Regions from separate parts of the Homo sapiens genome. Here regions 2, 3 and 4 are each linked to region 1. A link is an interaction called in ENCODE POLR2A ChIA-PET data of the cell type or tissue named here. Cell type or tissue: OCI-LY7. All regions are shown on one strand. Each heading gives the region's core, and the rest is flanking DNA. Links, peaks and the distances in the headings are about the cores only. Region 1 overlaps SIK3 (SIK family kinase 3). Region 2 overlaps SIK3 (SIK family kinase 3). Region 3 overlaps SIK3 (SIK family kinase 3). Region 4 overlaps SIK3 (SIK family kinase 3).

Region 1 (6,230 bases), core at 876-5,875:
ATGACTCATTATCACATTAATTGTACAGTCTAATTAGCATAGGAGTTCAGAGGATGATAGAAGTACTGTAGTTTGTAAGATTCCACAAGATTGTCAGTTCCACAAGGACTGTAACCATGTCCTGTTTATTGTCACACTCCCACTGGCTCATACATGCCTGTTCTGTAGCAGGTGCTCCCCAGCTTTGTCGAACTGAAGTTCAGGCGGTACTGATAAAGGACATAAATATTGTATTGAGGACATGGCATTTGAGGTGCGTCCAGTGTCATGTGATTGGATGATCAGGTGTAGAGGAGAGAATTCCAGCAAGTGTTAATAAGGCACCTGTCAGTTGCAGACACTGATACAGGCACGGGGGTACAGCAGTCAGTAAGATAACCCCTTGGAACTTATATTCTAATGGGGATAAATAGACAGTAAACACAAATAAGCTCTCATAGGGCTGTGACAAAGATAAACTCGAGTAACATGGCAGAATGATTTGTGCGAGAGGTACTGCTTTTAGCCAGGATCTTCAAAACATTCCACGCAGAAAGAAGAACAATGCAAAGGCCTGAGAGAGATAAATTCAACATAGAAGAAAGGGGTAGAAGAAAGTCCAGCATGGCTGGAGATAATGAATAAAATGGGGATTGGAAGAAGTTGGGGTGAGAGAGATGGCAAAGGCCAGTTGCACGTGGTTAGGATGTGGGATTTCATTTAGGTTCCAGTGGGCACTGAGTTGGAGCAGCGTGGGCAGCAGTAGAATGCACAAGGTCTATTTGAAAAAAAAAAAAAAAGGGTGAGCAGCTCAGTGGAAGGGAAGGCTAAAGGAGAGGAGTCTCCCCGAGAAGGCAGGAGCAGTAGATGTTTATATTAGATTGAAATCATTTGAATATAAGATATAAGGCTTAATTAATCCAATTCAGTATGGAGACGGCAAAAAGCTGGAAGCTGAGGGAAGGGAAGGGCCTCCTGGTAATAGGAAGGCCAGTTAAAGGCTGTGAATGGTAAAATCCCGCATGAGGGTGATGGTGGCAGTAAACATGCAAAGGAAGAAAACGGCAACAAATTCAAGAGAGAAAGCAAGCGAGAATTTCTAGGACCAGATAACCAATCATATGTCTTGACCAGGAAGAGGGAATTTTGAAAGATATGTTTAGAAATAAAGAAATGAAATTTTCTTACTGATGGATTATATTAAGCTATCAAAAAAATGGTGTTTTGAAAATGGTTAATGTATTGCTATTCGAAAGTAATTTTAATGTCCTTGTCCCCAAAGATTAAGTAGCAAGGTGTCTATATTTAAAATAGATTGCCTGAGAAAAAACTGAAATGTAGCTGGCTTACTCCCTGAAGAAAAGTTCTTTCAAATGCTTAGACGTTATAAGAATGTTCTGAAAATTGTGGAAACATTTTTTTTAAACCTAAGGAAGTTGGAAACTTTTGTCTTTAAATGTCGACTCCCAGAATGGTCTCCATGAGATAGTTTCCACTCTCGTGTTATTGTTTTAGTTGGCAATCAGTAGACAGCAAAGATCAGAAATGCAACTATAGAAAGGCCAATATCCTGGAAAGAATTTTCAGAGCATGGATTTAAGGTACCATGGAAAATTTTGACCTTAATGCAGTGAGAGCTAGACCATTTTATTATTTTTTAGGGAGAAATTAAAACATTTCCTAACTCAATTGACCTTTCACCCTTAGTATGAATATACTGAGATACCATCATATAGAAAAGAAAGGTTGGAAACCTTGGATTTTTGAGTACCCTTCCACAGTGTGTTGACTGACAGTGCCTCTGACTGGTCACAGGAAGTAGTTATGCAATACTCATTATATCAATCTAAATTGTATTTCATGATTCTAATGCCCTCTTTTTAGGCTATCATTCATTGCACCTCCCAGGTTGACATGTCCAGTGAATTGAGACCAGAGAGGCCTTTGTGTTTGTCCTGAATTCATAATAGAGTCTAGGAATTTTAATAGCTAGACCTGTGTTCTTGCCCTGAAATGGCATATGACCATTACCAAGAAGCGGCTCTAAATAACCTTCCTGCACGTTGACCCTTGGGAAAAGAAAATTTGAAATATTATCTCTCTTGAATCCTATTCCTGAGACTAGAACTTTACAAATTTGTATTCTACTTAATGTCATATCTATATTTTTTAATATTAAGATTATTAACTTAGTTTAACACAGAAAAAACGTTGATGTTCCAGGAAGGTGCACCCTATTTAGCCTACGGTTTCTCGTATATCTTGGAACACTGAAGTGTAACACCTGAGGCTGTGTAAACAGAGGCCAGCCTGAGAAGCTGAGAATCAAGAATTTGATGCTCAACCATAGATTCCTCTTACTCACACTTCTAGTTTGTGCAGAGTGACTTCTCTATTACTTTTCCTCAGCCTCAAGGATTTTCATGCCATTATCTATTAATTGCACGTCACTTATTTTGGGGATAATTAGAAAAAGGGGGAATGAGAGGTTGGGAATAGAAAAAGGGAGAGAAGCAAAGGGCAGAAAAGAAATGGAAGCTTTTGCTTTGAGGTCTTGTGGGGGTGGGGGTGGAAAAAAAAGTGTAGGAGAAGCCTGAGCCCAAAAGCTTGCCTCCTCCCTCTACAGGGAAAGGGAGTTGAGCGGAGTGTAAGAGGGTGGATGGCATGCGCTTCTGACCTACCAAAGCATCTGGAAATTTCAGACTGCTCTTTGTCTCTGAGACTGTGTTGGGCACAGCATTGAATAAAGTGTGGATCAATAAGTATGTGAAGTGCTGGATATGTTAATTCACTGGATTTAATCATTCCTCAGTGTATACATGTATCATAACATGTACGATGTACCCTGTAAATATATACAACTATTGTAATTTGCCCATTAAAATAAAACAAAATATAAATAAAACATGAGCAGTGATGATTAAAAGCCAAAGTTTCATCTTAATCTGTATAATATCTAGAACAAAGAAAAATAATTTTATCGGCATTTTATTGAAGCTGCAGAAAATGACAGCTTTGAAAAATCTCAAGCAACGTATGGTTTAAGGAAATTAGGTGTACACTTAAGCTATAGTTTGTTTGTTTCTCCCTTTCCTTTCCTTTCCTTTCCTTTCCTTTCCTTTCCTTTCCTTCCTTCTTCTTCCTTCTTTCCTTCCTCTCTTGTCCTCTCCTTTTCTTTCTTTCGTTCTTTCTCTCTCGCTCTCTTTCCTCTCTCTCTCTCTCTCTTTCCCTTCCTCCTTTCCTTCCTTGCCTCCCTCCCTCCCTTCCTGTCGCTCAGACTGGAGTGCAGTGGTGCAGTCATAGCTCACTGTAACCTTGAACTCATGGGCTCAGGGGATCCTCCCACCTCAGCCTCCCAAGTAGCTGGGACTACAGGTGTTTTGCCACCATGCCTGGCGAATTTTTAAATTTTTTGTGGAGATGGGACTCGTTTTGCTGCTCAGGCTGGTCCTGAACTTTTGAGCTCAAGAGATCTTCTCACCCCACCTACCTAACTGTTGGGATTACAAGCATGAGCTACTGTGCCCAGCCTCTTACCTGTAGTTTCTAGTTTAAGAAGTTTTAGAAGAACATTGATATTCTATCCATTTAGAGTAGTGTTTTACTTTTATTAGTGGCTATAGAAACTATAAGAACTATAGAAAAGTTATAGAAACTTACAGTTCTTATAGGAACTCTAAGAACGTTTATATAAGTCTGCCCAAGGTCATGTGTCCTCATGAGGATCGTAAGCTCCTCAAATGCAAGTTGATGTTGGGAAGGGACTAACGAATCACCCAGAGTGCTCCTTCACTCTGATTCTGAGGGAGTCTTTATTGTGTTGTGTGAAGCGTGTTGGAAGCCAGGTGTGGTCGCACGCACCTGTAGTCCCAGCTACTCAAGAGGCTGAGATGGGAGGGTCGCTTGAGCCGCAGAGGTTGAAGCTGCAGTAAGCTATGATTACACCATTGCTCTCTAGCCTAGGCGACAGAGCGAGACCCTGTCTCTTAAAAAAAACAATAAAATTTTTTACTTTTTGTAGAGATGAGGTCTCGCTCTGTCGCCTAGTTTGGTCTTGAACTCCTGAGCTCAAGTGATCTTCCTGCCTCAGCCTCCCAAAGTGCTAGGATTATAGGCATGAGACACTGTGCCTGACCTAAAAAAAAAATTTTTTTTTTTTTTTGGCTCACACCTGTAATCCTAGCACTTTGGGAGGCCGAGGCGGGCGGATCACGAGGTCAGGAGATCGAGACCATCCTGGCTAACACGGTGAAACCCCGTCTCTACTAAAAATACAAAAAATTAGCCGGGCGTGGTGGCAGGCACCTGTAGTCCCAGCTACTCAGGAGGCTGAGGCAGGAGAATGGCGTGAACCCGGGAGGCAAAGCTTGCAGTGAGCTGAGATTGCGCCACTGCACTCCAGCCTGGGCGACAGAGCAAGACTCTGTCTCAAAAAAAAAAAAAAAATTTGATGTGATATTATAGAAATTTAAAATTAAAGCAATGTCAAAAAGAGTGAGGCTGACTTTTTAGGCAAGCCTTTGCAAGGTGGCAGAATATTAGTAAAGGTCCCCATTATATCAGAATCTGGTTGTCATTTATGAGTTCTGAAATATACCTTATCAGTTCTCTTAAAATCATAAGAGAGTGAGTATAATATTTGTATCAGTTTTCTTAGCATCAAAAAGTACAGTTTGCTAGTGGTAGGCATGGGTATTTCATCTAGTCTTTTTAAAATATCCTGATTTGAGTGGTCTTTGGCTCGTCTTTGCGGAGGTTATACACAGACCATCCTTAATTTACCATCTCAAGTAGTATACAGGATCTTTTCCCAGCCAGTGACTTCTGAATCCTCAGAGATTTTCAGTGTTCCAAGAGATTCATGTCATACAAAGTGATAATGACTTTTCTATTTTTTAGAAGTTAATAAATGAAATAATTACTTAGGTCTTTCCGCCCTTCTTAAATGGAATAGTTTGAGAGCCTCTGAGTATAAATCGAGTCTACCTGCTGGCAGGGCGCTAATGAGCATGCTTATGACTTGGTCATTCCATTTATTGTTCAAGTAGTTGGTTATCATAATAGCTTTGACCAGGGTACAGTTTTTCATTGTATTTTATTAAGTTTACATCTATTATGGATCACTGGATTATATAAAGCATAAAGAACACTAATGTTGAAATTCAAATTGATGAGGATAAAAATGATAATTCTGTAATGCCTCAAGACAACCTTCACCAAATTCATGATTTGTCTTTGTTTGGCCATGGTTCTTACACAGCACATCAAATTGTTTCTAGGGCCTCAAGAAACAAAGTTTAAAAATGTTACATTACATACATACACACAAAATATGTATATACCACATGTATATACATTTTTTACACACATATCCGTATCTATATCTATCTATCTATATTATATCCAGTTTGATTTATTGGGAATAAAGACTATCTACATTCATAGTATATTATTTGCAAAGAAGTGCTAATAAGTAATGACCCAATATTTGTTAATCCATTTCATTATTTAAAAGCAAGGCATGAAAATAATTCATTTAATCAAGTCTGGTTTTTAGGTTCAAACATGTAAGTGTTCCAAATCCTAGGTCATGAAAAGTATTCATCTGTTTTGTGTATTATAATCTCAGTATATTTGTGGCTTCCAAAGCCAGGTGCCGTGGTTCATGCTTGTAATCCCAGCACTTTGGGAGGCCAAGGCGGGAGGATCCCTGCATACCAGCCTGGGCAACATAATAAGACCCCATCTCTATCCCACCGCCTGCCCCCCCGCCCCATCAAAAAGAAAAAATACACATACACACACACACACACACACACACACACACACACACATATATGGCTTCCTACTAAACATGATATATCAATTTTAAATAAATACTTTTTCTTGAATAATTGAAATAAATAGTGTGGGTCACTTGTATGATGGGATAATATGAATTTGTCTTAAAATTCATAGTGAACTTTTAAATTAATTTTTAATGTACTAATGTAAAATAAAATGTCTTTTAGCTAAAGTCTCTTCTGTATCATAAATCATAGAAAAATGACAAAATTATTTTTAAAATTTCTTTCCCGGGAGGTTTTTAAGATAATACATTCCTTTGAAAGGAGTTTGTGAGTCAGAAAAGCTGGAAAATAAAAAGGTAACTGTACTGATTTCTTTACATTCTAATCCAAGTATACCATGGTTTTCTTGATCAGATTGAGTGAGTCTCTGAACTGTTGATAGAACCTTCTTCAGGAAAGCCC
Region 2 (6,230 bases), core at 428-5,427, 55 kb before region 1:
TGTCCATCAACTAAAGAATGGATAATTAAAATTAATATATCCATACAATGGAATATTATTTGGCAATAAAAAGTAATGAAGTACTGATACATGCTGCAAGGTGAATGCCCCTTGAAAACATTATGCCAAGTAAAAGAAACAAGTCACAAAAGGACCAGATATTGTATGATCTCATTGAGATGAAATATTTAGTATAGGCAAATTTATAGAAAGAAAGTGGATTAGTGGTTGCCTAGGGCTGGTGGAGGGATAGGAGTGGGGGAATGAGGAGTGACAGCTAAACAGGTATGAGGTTTTTTTCAGTCGGAACAAAAATGTTCAGTTAGATTGTGATGGTTGCACTATCCTGTGAATTTATAAAACACGTTGAATTTTACACTTTAAATTGGTGAATTGCATGGTATGTGAATATCTCAATAAAGCTGCTTTTTTTTTTAAATAACTAGAATACAAAGAAAGCAGGGAAATTCTTGCTGAGGAGAAATACTAATGTGATTATTTGTCTTGTTAATGAATTTCATGTCCTCGTTCGGGCTAAATATTTGTCAATTTTTAAAAAAATCTACTTTCAGAAAGAGTTTCAGGTATCTTTAACAGAAGATCAACAGATTAAAACAAATTTAAAAGAATTAGGGCCAAATAGTCTAGGGAAGAGGAGAGATGGATACTATTTTACCAGAAAACTTAGGCTAAGTAGAGCTACCACAGTTCACTTAGCTTTTGCTTTCTGGCAGTACAGGCCAACAAGAAAACATGGATTCCTTAACTAACATTATTAAATAAAAGGAAAAAATACAATTGAGAAAACCGATTTCCCAGCACCACACTGTAAGTCAAAACTTAATACCCTGTGACTTGATATCAGGTTCACAAAACTATGTCTAAAAGAAAAATTCTTCAATAATACATTTTTAAAAAAGATTTCAAGGCCAGGTACGGTGGCTTATACCTGTAATCCCAGCACTTTGGGAGTCCAAGGCAGATCACTTACAGCCAGGAGTTTGAGTCCAGCCTGGGCAATATAACAAGACACTGTCTCTACAAAAACAAACAAACAAACAAACAGAAACCCCTATGGTGGCACATGCCTGTAGGCCCAGTCGCTGGGGAGGATCACTTGAGGCCAGGAGGTTGAGGCTGTAGTGAACTGTGATCGTGCCACTGTACTCCAGCCTGGGTGACAAAGACCCTGTTTCAAAAGGGGGAAAAAAAGGGTTCCAAAGTGTTCTTTATATGGAAACCATTTTGATTCTGGATATAGGTCTAGTGAGTCTAGTGAAGAAATGTTGTTTGTTAAGCGATCTGGTTACTTGAACTGACGGAAAGCAGAAAGCTGTTGTTTAGTCTGGTATCTCCAACATTAAATAGAAGTTTCCTAACAAAACAATTTAAGACTGAATTTGAATGTAGTGCTAGAAGAGCAGAGCATTCCATTATGATGTTTGCAGTTAACTATTTTAGAATAGCTTTAGATGTGTAGAAAAATTGCAGATACAGTACAGAGGTCCCAAATACCCCACGGTCAGTTTCCTCTATTCTTATTATCTTACAGTAATATGATACATTTGTCATAATTAATGGACCAATATTAGTACATCCTTATTAAAGTTCATACTTTACTCAAATTCCGTTAGTTTTTACCAAAATGTCCTTTTTCTGTGTCAGGATCTTGTCCAGGATACCACACGCCATTTAGTCACCATGTCTCCTTAGGTTTCTCTTAGCTGTGACAGTTTCTCAGTCTTTTCTTGTTTTTGATGACCTTAATGGTTTTGAGTAGTACTGGTCAGGTATTGTAGAATGCTCCTCAGTTGGAATTTGTCTGATGTCTTTGTCATGATTAGATTGGGGTTATAGGTTTTGAGTGGTAAGATAACCAAGGTAAAGCGCCATTTTCATCACATCATACCAAGGGCACATACTATCAACATGACTTATTACTGTTGATGCTAACCTTGATCACCTGGCTCAGGTAGTGTTTGTCAAGTTTTTCCACTGTAAAGTTCTTTCTTTCCCCCCCTTTCATAATGTACTGTCTGGAAGGAAGTCATTAGATGCACATGCTTTTGATAGCATTTTGTGCAATTGAAAAAAGTAACTTTGTTTGGTAAACTAAGGAGCCTGACATATTTACTTTTCCAGTGGAGAGCTTACCTATGTTTACACAGAGTTTGCTGGAATCTCTACAAGTAAGGCTAAAGCAAAGCTTTTCTCAAGAAAGAGCTTTAGTTTTGTTCACATGCTTGAACTCTTGCTTGAAACTGCTACAGTTCTGTACTATAAATTATGGAAGAGATTTCCTTGGCCTAGAATTTCTTGGAGATGATAGTTGTCTACCTTATAAAGAACCATGAGCTGTTAGTTTTCTATTACTATGTAGCAACCTGCCACAAATTTAGCAGCTTAAAGCAGCACACATTTACTGTCTTACAGTTTCCATGGGTCTTGAGTCCTGGCATGGCTTAGCTGAGCCCTCTGCTCAGGGTCTCAGAAGGCTGTACAGTATTAAATGGACTGCATTGTCACCTGGAGGCTTAACTGGGAAAGTAGTTACTTACGAGATCGTTCAGGTAGTTGGTAGAATTGCTTTATGAGTGAGGATCCCAGCTTTTTGTTGGCTGTTGGCTGGGGCTTCTAAAGAGACTGATCCTAGAGAGACTGCCCGCAGTTCTTTGATGCCACCCACAGTTCCTTTTCCTGAGGGCTTCCGTAACATGGCCATTTACTTCATTAAGCTCTCTAGCTCCACTTGGAAGAAAGGGAGGATATTACATAAAGGCATGAATAGGTCTGTCATTATGTGTGTGTGTGTGTGTATGTGTGTGTGAGAGAGAACCATTGGGGGCCAGTCATCATGGGGTCTGTTTGTCACACAGAATATGACTTTTATTTTTATTTTTAATTTTTTTTGAGGGTACATAGTAGGTGTATATATTTCATAATATGACTTCTGAAGAGAATATTTAATTTTGAGTAGGACTGCATCCAGTAAGTCTGTCTTGATGAAAATTAGTCACAGAGTACATCCCAAATGTTAGTTTAACCCAATAGAGCTGGTTGTAGTAAAAAGAATAAACTTTACTTTTAAAAATATTGGGTACAAGGTTAAATGGAGGTAGGTAGAGCTGTTCAATGCAGCATACCAGCTGGGGATGAAGAAAGAAGTTGGAGGATAGGTGAAATACGGGGATATGTTTTCCTTGTTTCAAAATTTTGCTAAAGTCTGATGCTGTCAGTCATCCATTCTTTTATTAGTCAATTATCTCTGTTTATATTTAACAACTCATTACCATAAAATCTACTTTTGAGAAGGAGCAAAACATAATGAAGTGGAGGGCTCAGGTTCTTGAGCTCGACTGTCTGGCTTCGATTCCTGCCTCTGCCATTCAGTACTGTATATCCAGGGCACATAACTTCATTGGTAGGTGTCTCAGAAACATCTGTAAAATGAGAATAATAGTACCTACTCCATAGGGTTGTTGTATGGGTTAAGAGTTAATGCCTGTAATTATTCTTTTCTTTTTTTTTTTTTTTTGAGACCGAGTCTCGCTCTGTTGCCCAGGCTGGAGTGCAGTGAGGCGATCTCAGCTCTCTGCAGCCTCCGCCCCTCCAGGTTTAAGCAGTTCTCTGCTCAGCCTCTGGAGTAGCTGGGATTACAGGCGCGTGCCACCACGCCCAGGTAATTTTTCGTATTTTTAGTAGAGACGGGATTTCACCATCTTGGCCAAGCTGGTCTTGAACTCCTGACCTCGTGATCCACCCGCCTCGGCCTCCCAAAGTGCTGGGATTACAGGCGTGAGCCACCACGCCTGGCCATTATTCCTCATTTTTTTCAAGTGCAGTAAAGATGTCATAGTTATGTTTAAAAAAAGAGAAAGACTCCTGTTTGAGGTATATTGAAGTAGTTACAGATGAAATGATACGGTGATTGGGATTTTGGAGAAACTTGGTAGAGATATAGATAAAACAATTGACTATAAAGTAATAATTCTTGAAGCTGATTGATGCTTTGAATTATTTTATTGTCTACTTTTGTTAATATTTGAAAATTTTCATTACAAAAAGTAACAAAAAAATTTAGTGCCTTGGGACATATTAGGTGCTCAGTATATTTTACCTATTCTTACTATGCTTATGTTTAATATATTGGAATTAACTAGTCTAAAACAAAAAATATAAAACAAACTAAAATTGACTCTTTGAGTTTCTCATTTCTAAGTGAGAAATTTGATAATGGAAACATCGTCAAATTTGGCTGACATTGGATTATGCAACATTTCTTAGACTCGGATTCTTGGTTTCTGTGTTCATGTCTTTCTGGTGTGGTTGTAATTTACAGTTTAATTAATTTGACCTACTTGTTGCCCGTTTCACATTCCATTTAATTTAGTCTGCCATTGTTTGTTCTGTAAGTGGGATGGAAATTAATGTCAATATTATTATTTAGTGTTCTTAGTTTTAACAGTGGGAAACATTGACTTTACCAATAGTGAAAATATTAGCAAATGCCAAGGCTTTTCTGGGCAAACAGTGGTGTTATGCTTTAGTTTTAATGTATTTAATTGAGGAAAGAAACACTTATTCACCAAGGTTATCTCAAATGTGGTAAATGCAGTTTTCTGCTTATTATCATATGGTCCTACATTATATAGCACTGTAAAACTAGATGACTTAGGGCTGGGTGTGGTGACTCATGCCTGTAACCCCAGTGCTTTGGGAGCCTGAGGTGGGAGGATTGCTTGAGGCCAGGAGTTCCAGATCAGCTTGGGCAAAAGAGCAAGACCCTTCTCTTAAAAAAAATTAATTTAGCTGGGCATGGTAGTACATGCCTGTAGTCCTGACTACTCAGGAGGCTGAGGTGGAGGATCTCTTGAGGCCAGGAGTTTGAGGCTGCAGTGAGCTATTATCACATCATTGCACTCCAGCGTGGTCAACGGAGCAAGACTCTGTCTCTAAAAGAAATAACAAATACAGCCGGGCGTGGTGGCTCATGCCTGTTATCCTAGCACTTTGGGAGGCTGAGGCAGGAGGATTGCTTGAGCCCGGGAGTTTGAGAGCAGCCTGGACTATAGTGAGACCTCATCTTTACAAAAATAAGTAAATAATAAACAGATAAGAGAAAATAAAAGAAATAATAACTAAAACTAAATGGCTTGATTACTTTAACTAACCAAGATTGAGAGTTGTATGACTAGTAGTGATTCTGATTTATGTGAATGAACCCTTAGGACTTAAATGTCAATTTAAAAACTTAAAAAAGTCAAAACCCAAGTCTCCCAGAGTTCGAATTAGGAATTGGCACAGTGAGAACCTTATCTTGATAACTCTCTTTCTTTCTTTTTTATAGTCAGGGTCTCACTCTGTCACCCAGGCTAGGAGTGTAGTGGCTTGATCACAACTCACTGCAGCCTTGACCTCCGGAGCTCAAGCAGTTCTTGTGCCCCAGCCTCCCAAAATGCTGGGACCACAGGCACATGCTAATGTGCCCAACCAATTTGAAATTTTTTTTGTAGAGACAGGATTCCACTATGTTGCCTAGGCTGGTCTGAAGCTCCTGGGCTTAAGCGATCATCTCACCTTGGCCTCCCAAAGTGCTGGGATTGCAGGTGTGAGCCACTGTGCCCAGCTGATACCTCTGCTTTCAAGTCATGTAATAGATGAAAACATTGAGGATTAGAGGGGTAAAGTGATTTTCCCAAGGTCACAAACATATCTTAGAGATACAGCTGGAAATTGAACTCTCAATCTCAGCACCCACTGCATTCGTCTTTTTGCTGTCACAGTGATTTCCAAACTGTTCTGCAGAGCCCTAGGCTTCTAAAAAGTTTTGTCTGTAACCAGGATGGATACTCTTTTTTCTGTCTTATGTGTTAGGGTTTATGTGTGATTTTGTTCAGAAGGAAAAAGTTTCTACTGCTGTGTATGATCATTTTTATATCCTTCCTACACTCTGAGCTCCTTATTCTGTGCTGTTTTCTACCCAGAAAAGTACATTTGATTCATTGAAGGGATTTTTTTTTACTTAGTTTCAAAAAATGCCAACTTGATCTCTTAGTTTCAAAAAATGCCAACTTGATCTATCAAGAAACCTGTGACCCAGAGACCTCAGGAAAGTTGCACAAAGACTTTTAAATATGGAGGGATAATTAGTTTTATTATGACATTATTATCAATTAACATTTTACTTCCTTCTAGCTCTCTACATTTTCATTTTCTCATCTCATAAATCT
Region 3 (6,230 bases), core at 507-5,506, 55 kb after region 1:
ATCAACCTTTTCATTTCTGGAAATGTGTAATTTAAGGTTAAAAATGTTTTAAAAAGTGTAACTAAAAAATTTTTTTAAACTAACACAAGATAGATTTTATCCAGGTGGGAAACCAAGTCCCTCCTTGAAGAGTATAGTGTGGGAGTATCAGCCTAATGCGAGGCCATCCTGAATTTGAGTGTGATTGCAAATAAAAATAAAATCAAGCACAATTGATACTTATCAGTGCTTCTCAAATGAGCAACTGCATCAGAACCGTTCCTCTGAGGTTACTGTGCTGGACTGACCTGGGTATCAGTCTCTTCACAACCTGAGCTTCTGAAAAAGTCATGAAATACCTGGACCTGGGATTTTCTGTGATGGGAGAGAATTATTTTTGTGCAGAAAGACTGTATTGCTACTTGAAGAACATGGCTTTCTGAGGGGATCAGAAACATGTCCATTTCAGAAAACATTGAAAGCATAGGAATCAAATTTTAGGAGAAAATAGTACTTACTTGCTTCTACTTCAACCTGAAGTAGAAACAGAAATGACAAGTTATAAGGAAATGCTTCTCAACACAGCCTTCATGATCCCTGTTCCTGGATTGTGGCCCGCCAAATTCATTTGTTTTTTGTGTTGCTGAACCAAATACATGTTCGTGCTCATTTCATTAGCTCACTGCTGGGTCAAGCCTCAGGTAGAGTCTGAAACAAAAGCCATCATTAGCAAAGACAGGGTAAAAGGCTTTCACCTGCTGCCAGAACTCTCTGGATACCTCTGCACGGTCATTAGATTCCTCCTGGTCCCGCGCTGTCTGCATTGTATTTGAACTCGCTTGTTAACCTGCTTCCTGAGCTGTGGTTCTGCTTCAGTCCCAAATGAATCACTGGCAAGGTAGCACATCATTTCATCCAAAGTTCAGTGTAATGGCATCTCTGCCCTGGACATGAAACCCTGATCCTTTCCATCTGCTACTGGAATGCTGCTGCCTTGGCAGTCTTTTATCTGCTTACCTCAGCCCATAAACATCTCTTTCTGATCATCAGGTCACAAGAGTAGGTGTTAGCTTCTAACCCCGATGCTGTCTTAGGCATTCCTTATCAATAGCTTGTTCTTTCTTTCTGTAAGATTCTGGCTGTGTTCCAGTTGAGCAGTGGGGTCTTTGAAGGTAATCCATATGATTCCTCTTTCATTAGGAGGTTGGGTGAGTGCTGCTGCTCTGAGAAGTTGATTTTCACAGTAGGTGACCTTATTTGTTGACCAGGTACGTGCAGGATCTCAAGGCCCACATTCCTTAAGAATTTGTTGTCTCCATCCCAGGATCAGAAGTCTTCATTTTCCCCCACCCCAATCGCCACCTTCTATTTTCTGTCACAGAACCTATGAGTTCTAGGCCAGACCTTTGACCACAAAACTGACTGTTGTTTCCCTCTGGCCATACGGAGATCATTGCTCAGGGAAAACTTTGGCTCAAATGGTGAATTTAAGGTTTCTAAAGGCACTAGATAGACATATGATTATAAAAGCAAGAGCTTCTGTACAGTCTGGCCTGGAGGATATTGAGAAGCTTTTCTCTCTGGCCTAGTGTATTTATAAGAACTGGATGTACTTGATCTCGGGACCTCACCAGGCTTGGAAAGTAAGCCAACCGAAGGTAAGTAGAAATGGAAGATGTACACCTGGAGCCCTCTAAAGGGAAGCAGGCTAGGGAAACGACTGATGTCTGGAAATGGCATGAAAGTGGCATAATATGCAGGGCTACCTGGGCAGCCAGCCGTCTTTATGTTCATCTGGAACAGCAGTCCCTGTGTGATTTGGTCAAAGCCCCTGAGTCCTAGCCTCTAACCTTCTCTTCCCATATATTCAGCTCTACCTACAAGGACTCCAACACTCTGCACCTCCCTACGGAGCGTTTCTCCCCTGTGCGCCGGTTCTCAGATGGGGCTGCGAGCATCCAGGCCTTCAAAGCTCACCTGGAAAAAATGGGCAACAACAGCAGCATCAAACAGCTGCAGCAGGTAATGGAAGAGGTGGCAGGCATCCCTGGAGGAGCATGGGTGACAGAGGCCAGGATTGCAGGAGGACTGGGGTGGTAAACGTACCCCTTTTATGTCAGCAACATTGCAGTTTTATAGGTTAAAAAAGTATAGCTTTCTGGGCCGGGCGCAGTGGATCCCGCCTATAATCCCAGCACTTTGGGAGGCCAACGTGGGAGGATTGCTTGAGCCCTGAAGTTCTAGACCAGCCTAGGCAACGTGGCAAACCCTTTCTCCCCCAAAAGATTAAAAATTAGCATAGTCCCAGCTACTCCTGAGGCTGAGATGGGAGGATCACTTGAACCTGGGAGGTAGAGGTTGTAGTAAGCTAAGATCACACCCCTGCACTCCATCCTGGCAACAGAACGAGACTCTGTCTTAAAAGAAAAAGAAAGTATAGCTTTCTAATGCACTTTCTTTACTTTGTGTTATGTACAGCCCTCCCCAGGATCAAACTTCCTTCCCCTGTGAAGGGACTAAATTTTTCTCCTGTCTCTAGTTCATTGGAAAGGAATTTCTGGGCTTGGGTTTCTGTGGGAACCACCAGAGAAGGTGCTACTTTTTTTTTTTTTTTTTGAGACCAAGTCTTGCTCTGTCACCCAGGCTGGAGTGCAGTGGCACAATCTCAGCTCACTGCATCGTCCGCCTCCTGGGTTCTAGAGATTCTCCTGCCTCAGCATCCTGGGTAGCTGGGACTACAGGCGTGCACCACCATGCCAGCTAATTTTTGTATTTTTAGTAGAGACAGGGTTTCACCATGTTGACCAGGCTATGTCTCGAACTTCTGACCTCAGGTGATCCGCCCGTCTCGGCCTCCCAAAGTGCTAGGATTACAGGCGTGAGCCACCTTGCGCGCCTGGCACTCTGCGCATGATTTAGGATGCTGGGTCTTGATTAAACCTGCTGTACATTGTTACCACCTGGCATTCTCTCCAGGTGGTATGGAACGGCACTCTCAGAGGAAGGAAATGTACCTCTATATGTTTCTGTACTATAAAGATTCTATAAAGAGCCAATTTCCTTTCTGCCTTCCTGATGACCAAGCTTCCAATGGCGTGTGCTTTGTACACAGATTTCACATTGGACACTTGTACTCATACAAAGGCCATCCTTGATGTTTTCCATTCATTCATACAGAACAGGATGTGAATCTATTTAGTGCACCAGATACTTAGGTAAATGAGTTAATTGCTCATCAAGGACACTGTTCTCTTGCGGCTCTTTCTGCCCATGAGAGCTTGGAGGCAGATCTGCATCTGCTGAAATCACTGCATGAGGCGGGTCTGGCTGCATCCCATCTGTATTAACTACTTTCCCTTCAGGAGTGTGAGCAGCTGCAGAAGATGTACGGGGGGCAGATTGATGAAAGAACCCTGGAGAAGACCCAGCAGCAGCATATGTTATACCAGCAGGAGCAGCACCATCAAATTCTCCAGCAACAAATTCAAGTAGGCCCTCACTCTTTGCTTTCTCCAACTTGTTTGGAGTTTGCTTTCAGGCTGATTTGCCTGTGCATTTTGGAGGAGACCACTCAGTGCAAAGTGGATTTGAGGTCTGTTTATGGTTGACATGTTTGAGTAAAGGTAATCAGACCTTCTGGTGAACAACAAAAGCATAAATCTGAGACACAGATAGTTCTTTCTGTTTCTTCCCTTCCTGAGAATAGCTCTGAGTAATCTTCAAGCTCACAATAATTTTTTTCCTTTCCCCATATATGTTTTAGGACTCTATCTGTCCTCCTCAGCCATCTCCACCTCTTCAGGCTGCATGTGAAAATCAGCCAGCCCTCCTTACCCATCAGCTCCAGAGGTATGAGTCATTTTGTGTTGTGCCTAAGCCATTGTCTCGATAGCCTGGTACCCTTGGCTTGACTCACTGGGAGATATGGACTGACTTGAGCATTCATCTTGCAAGAATCTATTTGAAAAGGAGAGAAACCACTGTAAATTTCAGGAGCCTTCTTGAAATCCCAACTTCCTGTGCCACTTCATTTCCTTAGCCCCATGAGCAAAGTAATCTGATATCTAATACAGGAGCCAGACATAGGCCCACAATGAACTCTGCCATTTTGGCTGAGTTCTTTTCAAACAAGATGTAGATAGGTTTTAAATACACTGTGGTGGATGGCTTATGTATATTTTTCTAACATGAGGCTTATCAAAGTAAAAAAAAATAGTTTCCACTGATATATGTTGTATGGCTGAAACTTAAGATTGTACTGTCACCTTAGGAAGCTTCTTTGTGTATCTCTTTTGTTATTTTTAAGGTTAAGGATTCAGCCTTCAAGCCCACCCCCCAACCACCCCAACAACCATCTCTTCAGGCAGCCCAGTAATAGTCCTCCCCCCATGAGCAGTGCCATGATCCAGCCTCACGGTGAGTGGAGAGGTTCAGACCAAACAGTTCATTTTATGCCACATGGGAAAAAATGATGGTCTCAGTTTTGAGCACCATAAACCATTTGAAAGGCAGAATAACATAGTATTCAGGGGTATGGACTCTAGAGCCAAGCTGCTTTGGTTTGCATCCTGGTTCCATCAGTTTCTTAGCTGTAAACCCTTGGGTAAGTTAACTTGACTTCTTGAATTAGTCCATTTCACACTGCTCTAAAGAACTGACTGAGACTGGGTAATTGATAAAGGAAAGAGGTTTAATTGACTCACAGTTCCACATGGCTGGGGAGGCCTCAGAAAACTTACAACCATGGCAGAAGGAGAAGCAAGGCTCATCTTCCATGGTGGCAGGAGAGAGATTGCACAGGGGAAAGCGCCAGAAACTTATCAGACAACCAGATCTCAAGAATTCCCTCATTATCATGAGAACAGCATGGAGGAAACTGCCCCGTGATCCAGTCGCCTCCCACCAGGTCCCTCCCTTGACACATGGGGACTACACTTCAAGATGTGGGTACACACAGAGCCAAACCATATTACTTCTCAAATGTCAACTGAGGATAATTATGGTACAGTATGTAGATATACGTAAAACACTTGGAACAGTCTCTGGCACAAAATAGTTCTCAATAAAGGTTTACTATTATTAATATTTTTAACAAAACCTCCAGCCCTACCAAATAAAAAGCAGCTACCAGAACCTTCCTTATAGACATGCCTCCGTTTGGCTGTCTACTATACACGTGGGCCCCTCTCTTGTGGGTGTACAGATGGGAGTGAAGATAAGTATAATGTGACTGTGAGTCTTCAGAGGTCAGCCGTCTTAGGATCTCTTGAGTAACACTCCACGAGCTACGTCCCTAGTCAGTCTCCCTAGGATCCTTGAGAAGAGTCTGAATTGGCCTCTAGGCTCTTCCTACTTAAAGTGGGGTCCCCCAGCCACCAATATTGGGAGAAAAAGTAAGATCTCAGGTCGTATTCCAGACCTGTTAGAGTCTGTTTTTTTTTTTTTTGAGATGGAGTCTCCCCCTGTCACCCAGGCTGGAGTGCAGTGGTATGATCTCGGCTCACTGCAACCTCCACCTCCGGGTTCAAATGATTCTCCTGCCTCAGCCTCCCAAGTAGCTGGGATTACAGGCGCCCGCCACCACACCCAGCTAATTTTTGTATTTTTAGTAGAGACAGGGTTTCGCCATGGTGGCCAGGCTGGTCTCGAACTCCTGACCTCATGATCCGCCCACCTCGGCCTCCCAAGTGCTGGGATTACAGGTGTGAGCCACCACGCCCGGCCTAGAGTCTGCATTTTTAACCAGATGCCAGGCCATTTGTGTGCATGTGAAAGTTCAAGAAGCACTGCCTAGATCCGAGTTACCCCATGTAATCCATGGACCAGCTTTTAAGGGAACTTGTTGGAAACACAAATTCTTAGGGGCCCATCCTGACCTACTGAATCAGAGTTTGAAACAGAATTATATAGATAGGACCCAGGAATCTTCTGTTTAACAAGTTCTCCAGACTTGTCCTATGCTCAGTGCAGTTTGAGAAGCACTGTTCTAGCTGGTATGTCGTCTGAGTATTCTCATTAGCTCTCATTACTTCTGGCTGGCTGGTGGCCTGGGCACTTGGTCACTCTGAGGTTCCTTTCTCTCCAGGGGCTGCATCTTCTTCCCAGTTTCAAGGCTTACCTTCCCGCAGTGCAATCTTTCAGCAGCAACCTGAGAACTGTTCCTCTCCTCCCAACGTGGCACTAACCTGCTTGGGTATGCAGCAGCCTGCTCAGTCACAGCAGGTCACCATCCAAGTCCAAGAGCCTGTTGA
Region 4 (6,230 bases), core at 577-5,576, 120 kb before region 1:
TTTGCTTATTGACAAAATCATCATCAGGAACATCGATTCAGGGAATGAGGCTTCTGATCCATCTCAAAACGAACATTACTAATATTTGCTATGGTCATTTGACATAAGTTTTTATTGAGTCAGAACTATACTGGGGCAGTAGCCTTCAAGCCAGTTAAACATGAATTAAGAACTTGTGTGCCAGGTACTGCACTAAATGTTAATGGCATAAAGGTGAATAAAACATCGTTTATACTGTGTTTTGTTTCACACAGGATTTGAGATGGCTGACAGAAAGTAACTAAAGTGAGATTGTAAAATGTAACTGAGGTTCAGAACCAGGGAAAAGATAAATTAGATTTGGAGGCCTAGATATGGTTAAATAATTAATTAGACATGAAACCCTATGGCTGAACAGTTCAGTTGAATGTTGATTTTAGTAGTGATATGATACAGAAGCTAAGCTTTGTTATAGTCACGCAATGTTGAGGCATGGTTAATATATTTAGCAGGATTATGAAGAGTTCAGGCATTTTTTGGAAACTCCTATGAATATGTCATCTAGAATTGGTTTTGTAAAATGGTAGTGCTTGTACTGTTTAGTTACATGTGTTGAATATCAGATGGATTTCAGTATTTTTTTAAAACTTTGCTTAAGCCTCTTAAGCCTCATTGAGTGGGGAGACTGCAGTGTAAGTATCCAGGCTGAAGACTGAACTTCCACCTTATTTTTATGTGGTAATGAGTTTTTGTTTAGATGATATATATGTTTTAATGTTGAGATGGAAAAAGTAGAAGTGAATTGCAGTGTAGAAACTACTCTGTTTCCTTTTTTATCTATTTTTATTTCAGTCATTAAGCTTTCCCCATCTTTAGTCTATTGAGTTGTTTCATGGCACGTTCGGAGGGATGGTGGGAATGCCCTTTGCTGAATCAAAAACTACTGTTTCTCCAACTTCACAGGTTAGAGAAGCTCATCAAGTCAATAATTTATAATTTTAATATGGAAGCTGTTTTGGGAACTCTTGTGGGCATATCTTGGTTTTAAAAGAAGAAAAAAGATTTACTGATTTAAGAGGTATATAAACGCAGCTTGCTGACAGTAGCTTTTGATTTTATTGGTTCAACAGATATCATTGTTGCACAATACATAATCTTTCACTGTGGCAGCTAATGAGATACAAAACTGCATAATTGCACCAACAGTTATTTTCCTTATAGAATTTGGCGGCTACTAAGTAAACAACTTTTAAAATTTATCTTAATTGGTTTAGTTATGTGCCATCATTGAATGAGTCTTAACATTTTCCTTCACGCTGTTGCACTCCACATTCTTAGTTGAACAGAGAAAGATATTATTTTAAGGGAGGGCTTGATCTTTTAGCATTTTAGCCAGTTGGCTTTTCTTAATTAGGATGATTACTCATATTTAGATGAAATCTAACTGAGAAACCACAGCAAAATGCTTACTGAAAACATTCGGGTAGTCAGTGTGGAGGAAAGACTCCTGGAAAATAAAATGTCTCAAGGTTGTTTTGAAGTTTATCCTCATTGTTTTTATTTATCCTTATGTGTGTTAAGTATACGAGGATTCCTGGTTGTACTGGTATTTTGGCAAAGTCCTGTACTGTTCCTCAAATGCTTCTAATGCAGACACTGACTTTTAAGAACCAGACACATGTAGATGTGCAGCGAGACAACACTCTGGCCTTTAACCATTGTGCCTCCTTTCTTACCTGCGAATTGCGTTTACTAGCGTATTTCACATTTCAGCCAATAGATCTAAAGAATACAAATGAGAACATATAGGACCTGTCTGCAAATAGGTTTTAACTTCCAGAGATTAGAAGTAGCTGTTGAGAGCACTGTGGGTTTAGTGAGAAAGAGTGCTTTGGCAGAATGGGCAGTGTCTACTGTAGGCTAAAAATGGGGGAACTATAGCATATCATGAGCCTTCTGTAACCCTCGAAGTCAGTTATTAGCAGTTGAACATGCTCTTTGGTCATAATGGCAGTCCCCAGGCTCCAGATAATAATTTGAGCAGGGAGCTGGGAGAAATAAGGAGGACATGAGTACATGGGACAAAAGTGGGCCAGTAAAGGGAAAATTACATATGAATGGAAGAATAGAGAATGGAAAATGGTAAACTGGAGAGAAAAAGATGAAAAAGACATGAAAAAAAAGAGTAGGGATAAACGGGCTCTACCTGTTTCCTTTTCTGATCAGTAAAGGAAAATACTTCTTGAAATCCTTAGGGCATCTTTGGACAAGGAAATCAGAAGTAATTCAAATTGTATTGTTGTCAGAGTTTAGTCTTAAAAGTTGTGTTGCCAGGTAGAAAACAAAGCATGATAATCATTTATAGAACTCCTTTAGTTGGTTTACTTGCCTCTTAGGGTAAAAACAAAATTAGACTTCCAGAGTAGTCTGTGATCTTGGAAAAGTCTTTCTGAAAAATGATTATAGAACTGTTAAGACATCTCCCATCTCATCTCATATGGCATCATACTTTTCCCAATTATTTTCAGATATTTTAGCATCAAAGTTTTCTAGAATGAGTTTTGTAGAACACTAGTATCCCTCATTGCTTAAATATATTAGGAGGAAAAGGATTTTTTTTATTAAATAAGTTTGGGAATATATAGAGTGGACAAAATTAGTTTTAAAATTACAGGTCATTTGAGAGGTCTTGAAGTACCAGTGTCTTGTGGATCCCTGAAGGGCTAGATGAGGGTGGGGCATGTAGCCTTTCTCAAATTTATGTGACTACCATACAGTTTGAGGAAAGCTGGTCTATATAAATGCATTACCTGTGAAACCTGGCTTTCTTCCACATCTCCTCTGACTTGCTTTGCTATTTTTTTCCCCATCTCTTACAGTACTTCCTGCTATCCCCCAAATTGGGGGAATTCTTTCTTTTTTCATTTTAAAATATGATATTCTGGAGATCTGAATTCTCTCTTTTTACATTTTTATATGTGTATTCCACTTTGAGCAATATTAATACTAGCTTACATTTTAAAATACGATATTCTGGAGATCCAATGTATAACATGAGGGCTATAGTTAATAATATTGTATTGCACTGGGATTTTTTTTGAGAGTAGATTTTAGTTGCCCTTGCTAAAAAAAAAAAAAAAAAAAGGAGGCAGGTAACTGTGAGGTGATGGATAAATTAATTTGCTTGACTATAGTAACCATTTCACTATATATAAGTATATAAAAACATTGTGTTGTATACCTTAAATATATACAATGAAAAAGAAAAGAAAAGAAAATATGATGATAGTATTTATATGTGAACTCTTTATTTGGATCTTTAAGTTTCTGGATAATCTGGTCCCTAATCTTATCTACATTCCCAGGTTTATTCATCACCAGTCTTCCATGGTAAGTCTTCACTTGAGCTCAATTTACTATTCCATGATTATATTCTGTATGTGGAATGTTCTCCTCTACTTTTTGTATTATGGTCTGGCTCAAGTGCACCTTTTCCATGAGACCTTCCCTGATATCTTTAGCTAGAAGTAATCTCTTCCTTGGCACATCTGTAGCATTTATGTACTAATACCTATAGTGTTATTTACAGATTTATTTGTGGTTATTTATGCACATGTCTTAGATTTCGAGCTTCAGAAGAGAGGGAATAGCATGCCATATCACCCAGAAGCTTGTAGCTTAGCTATTGCCTAGTAACATTATTAACAGAGTAATAATGTCAGCTAACATTTGTTGTTTACTATAATAAATGACGAGCACAGTTCTAAATGCTTTAGATAATTAATGTAGTGAAGAAGTAGAGTAACTTACTCAGTCACATGCTCAGTTAGTGATGGCGCCAGGATTTGAACCTAAGCATTCTTCTGCTCTTTATCACTATACAGTACTGCTTGCTATGATAGGTGCTCAGTGAGATTTGAATGAACAAATGAGCAGACAAGGCTTTGAAAAAGAGGGCCCATCATCTGTGGCTCAAGCTCATAAGGCACTTTCTTTTCCCCTTTTCAAAGCTGACATTTATCATTTATCTAGCCATGTAATGTTTTCAGTGACTAAGAACAATTAGCTAGAGTTCAGGTGGGCTGTGGGAGTGGTAGAGATGAGTGTGTGGGGAAATGTGTTTAGTCACTGTGTTTATTTTATTTATACACTAGAACCTGCTGCTATCCTTGTTGAAGAAATAGTGGTGAGTCCAGGCTTTGGAGTCAGGAAAACCTGGATGGGAGTTTCAGCTTCTTCATTTATTAGCAGTTTGGGCAAGTTTCTTAACAGTTGTAAACCGTAGTTTTCTTCTTTGTAAAATAATAGTAACTACTTCTTTAGTGTCTATGTGAGGATTAAATCAGATGATCATGTAAAGCACTTAGCTATAGTACCTACTACATATTAAGTGCCCAACAAATGTTACTTATGATACAATAGGTTTTACTTAACATAAAATTAACTCCTAATTTCTTAAAAAAATATGTCTTTTGAATGTGGACCTTTCGATTTTAGTCAGCTAAAGCATTAAGTCTGTTTTCTTCCACTCCCTCAACTTCATAGTAACATGTCTGTTTATAATATGCAGTGAGAATTGTAGTGTACATTGCACCATTTATACACTGCAAACATCATACATTAGTAACAAGTCTGTCATGAACTGAGTTAATTGTAGGGTTTGTTCTGAACATTTTCTTGCCAGGCATGGTGGCTTACGCCTGTGATCCCAGCACTATGGGAGGCTGAAGTGGGAGGATCACTTAAGTGAGTTCAAGACCAGGGCAACATAGCGAGACCTCACCTCTACAAACAAACACAATTAAAAAAATATATTTTTTCATTGTTGAGCTTTATTTTCGGTGTTTGTAATATGAAGACAATAGGTATCTTTTTATTTATCAAATAAGGTTTATTAATTATGCTTTTTCTTTTAAATGACAGCCTTGAGTCAACTTTTTCTGTCTTTGTGCTAAGAATTACAGTAGTCTCAACGTAGAGCCGAGGTGATTCTGATCTAAAGATGCTCCGTGAATGTGCGATATTTCTTTTTCTTTTTTTTTTGAGATGGAGTCTCACTCCGTCGCCCAGGCTGGAATGCAGTGGCACAATCTCAGCTCCCTGCAGCCTCCGCCTCCCAGGTTCAAACAATTCTCCTGCCTCAGCCTCCCGAGTAGCTGGGATTAGAGGCACACACCACCATGCCTGGCTAATTTTTGTATTTTTAGTAGAGATGGGGTTTCACCATTTTGGCCAGGATGGTCTTGATCTCCTGACCTCAGATGATATGCCCGCCTCCGCCTCCCAAAGTGCTGGGATTACAGGCATGAGCCACTGCGCCTGGCCGCATGTGGGATATTTCGAAGAATCTTAGCTTTGATGCATCTGTGGGGAAGAAATGAGTGATTATTAACAAAGGTAAAAGGAGAGGAGAGTCATTGCAAATAAAGAATCTTGTAGCGGCCAGGTGCGGTGGCTCACACTTGTAATCCCAACACTTTGAGAGGCCGAGGAGGATCACCTGAGGTCAGGAGTTCGATACCAGCCTGGCCAACATGGTGAAACCTCGTCTCTACTGAAAATACAAAAATTAGCCAGGCGTGGTGGCGGGTGCCTGTAATCCCAGCTACTCTGGAGGCTGAGGCAGGAGAATCGCTTGAACCTGGGAGGCAGAGGCTGTGGTGAGCCGAGATTGCACCACTGCACTCCAGCCTGGGAGACAGAGCGAGACTCTGTCTCAAAAAAAAAAAAAAAGTATCTTGTAGCAGTTTATTCTAGGCCAGAGCCACAGTTTGTGTTGATTTGGCTAGAAATTATTAAAGTTGGTATTCTGTGAAATTTTGTTTGAGTGGTTCTTTGTTTGGTTGAGCGGGTTCAGATGAGGCTGAGAAAACAGGAAGATTGTGCTTGGAAGAGGGGGAGAAGGCTTCCTTAGGCCAAGGCAGGTCAGTCATTCTATAAGGAGAGTCTCTATACAGGATGTTTCTGCTTTTAAAAATATGGTCTGATATGCAAATTCACTTATCTAGTGCAAATGATTCTGGCAAAGGTTTCTACTTTCTTGATTCAGGAATAAGACAAAAGAGTTTTCCACCCCATAGTACACAACAAAAAAGAGGCATTATAAAACTTTTCAGAACTACTAAAGTGGTATGATTTTATGATTTCTTGTTGAATTCAGCATTTGAAAACAGAAGAAATGTGAAAACAGAGGAAAGGTGCTTAGCATAGGAATTAACTTGTTTCTTGGCAAGGAAACCAGGGTCAGGTGT

Evidence for each region. ChIA-PET counts read pairs that join two places held together with the same protein. Peaks named below come from ENCODE experiments on the same cell type or tissue, not always from the same donor. Only the 100,000 strongest peaks of a DNase experiment are listed, where the experiment ranks them.
Region 2: POLR2A ChIA-PET joins it to region 1 with 8 read pairs; 5 of 35 experiments call an interaction of 5 or more read pairs at or near these places.
Region 3: POLR2A ChIA-PET joins it to region 1 with 9 read pairs; 6 of 35 experiments call an interaction of 5 or more read pairs at or near these places.
Region 4: POLR2A ChIA-PET joins it to region 1 with 5 read pairs; 5 of 35 experiments call an interaction of 5 or more read pairs at or near these places.

What each region holds. Positions count from the first base shown.
Region 1 is chr11:116,914,708-116,920,937 of GRCh38, reverse strand. The region is part of intron 4 of SIK3 (SIK family kinase 3); the gene reads left to right. Among named protein-coding and RNA genes, the nearest start is that of APOA1, 80 kb to the right of the region's middle. In OCI-LY7, for the core only: a CTCF peak has its summit at 1,747; a DNase peak (open chromatin) is centred at 3,857; H3K4me3 peaks cover 444 bases; H3K27ac peaks cover 3,693 bases.
Region 2 is chr11:116,969,392-116,975,621 of GRCh38, reverse strand. The region is part of intron 1 of SIK3 (SIK family kinase 3); the gene reads left to right. Among named protein-coding and RNA genes, the nearest start is that of SIK3, 130 kb to the left of the region's middle. In OCI-LY7, for the core only: no CTCF peak of the experiment used is centred there; no DNase peak of the experiment used is centred there.
Region 3 is chr11:116,859,439-116,865,668 of GRCh38, reverse strand. It overlaps SIK3 (SIK family kinase 3), which reads left to right. Exons shown (of 25, transcript NM_001366686.3): 16 at 1,851-2,001; 17 at 3,342-3,467; 18 at 3,743-3,828; 19 at 4,286-4,395; 20 at 6,065-6,230. Among named protein-coding and RNA genes, the nearest start is that of APOA1, 25 kb to the right of the region's middle. In OCI-LY7, for the core only: no CTCF peak of the experiment used is centred there; no DNase peak of the experiment used is centred there.
Region 4 is chr11:117,037,842-117,044,071 of GRCh38, reverse strand. The region is part of intron 1 of SIK3 (SIK family kinase 3); the gene reads left to right. Among named protein-coding and RNA genes, the nearest start is that of SIK3, 57 kb to the left of the region's middle. In OCI-LY7, for the core only: no CTCF peak of the experiment used is centred there; no DNase peak of the experiment used is centred there; H3K4me3 peaks cover 263 bases; H3K27ac peaks cover 415 bases.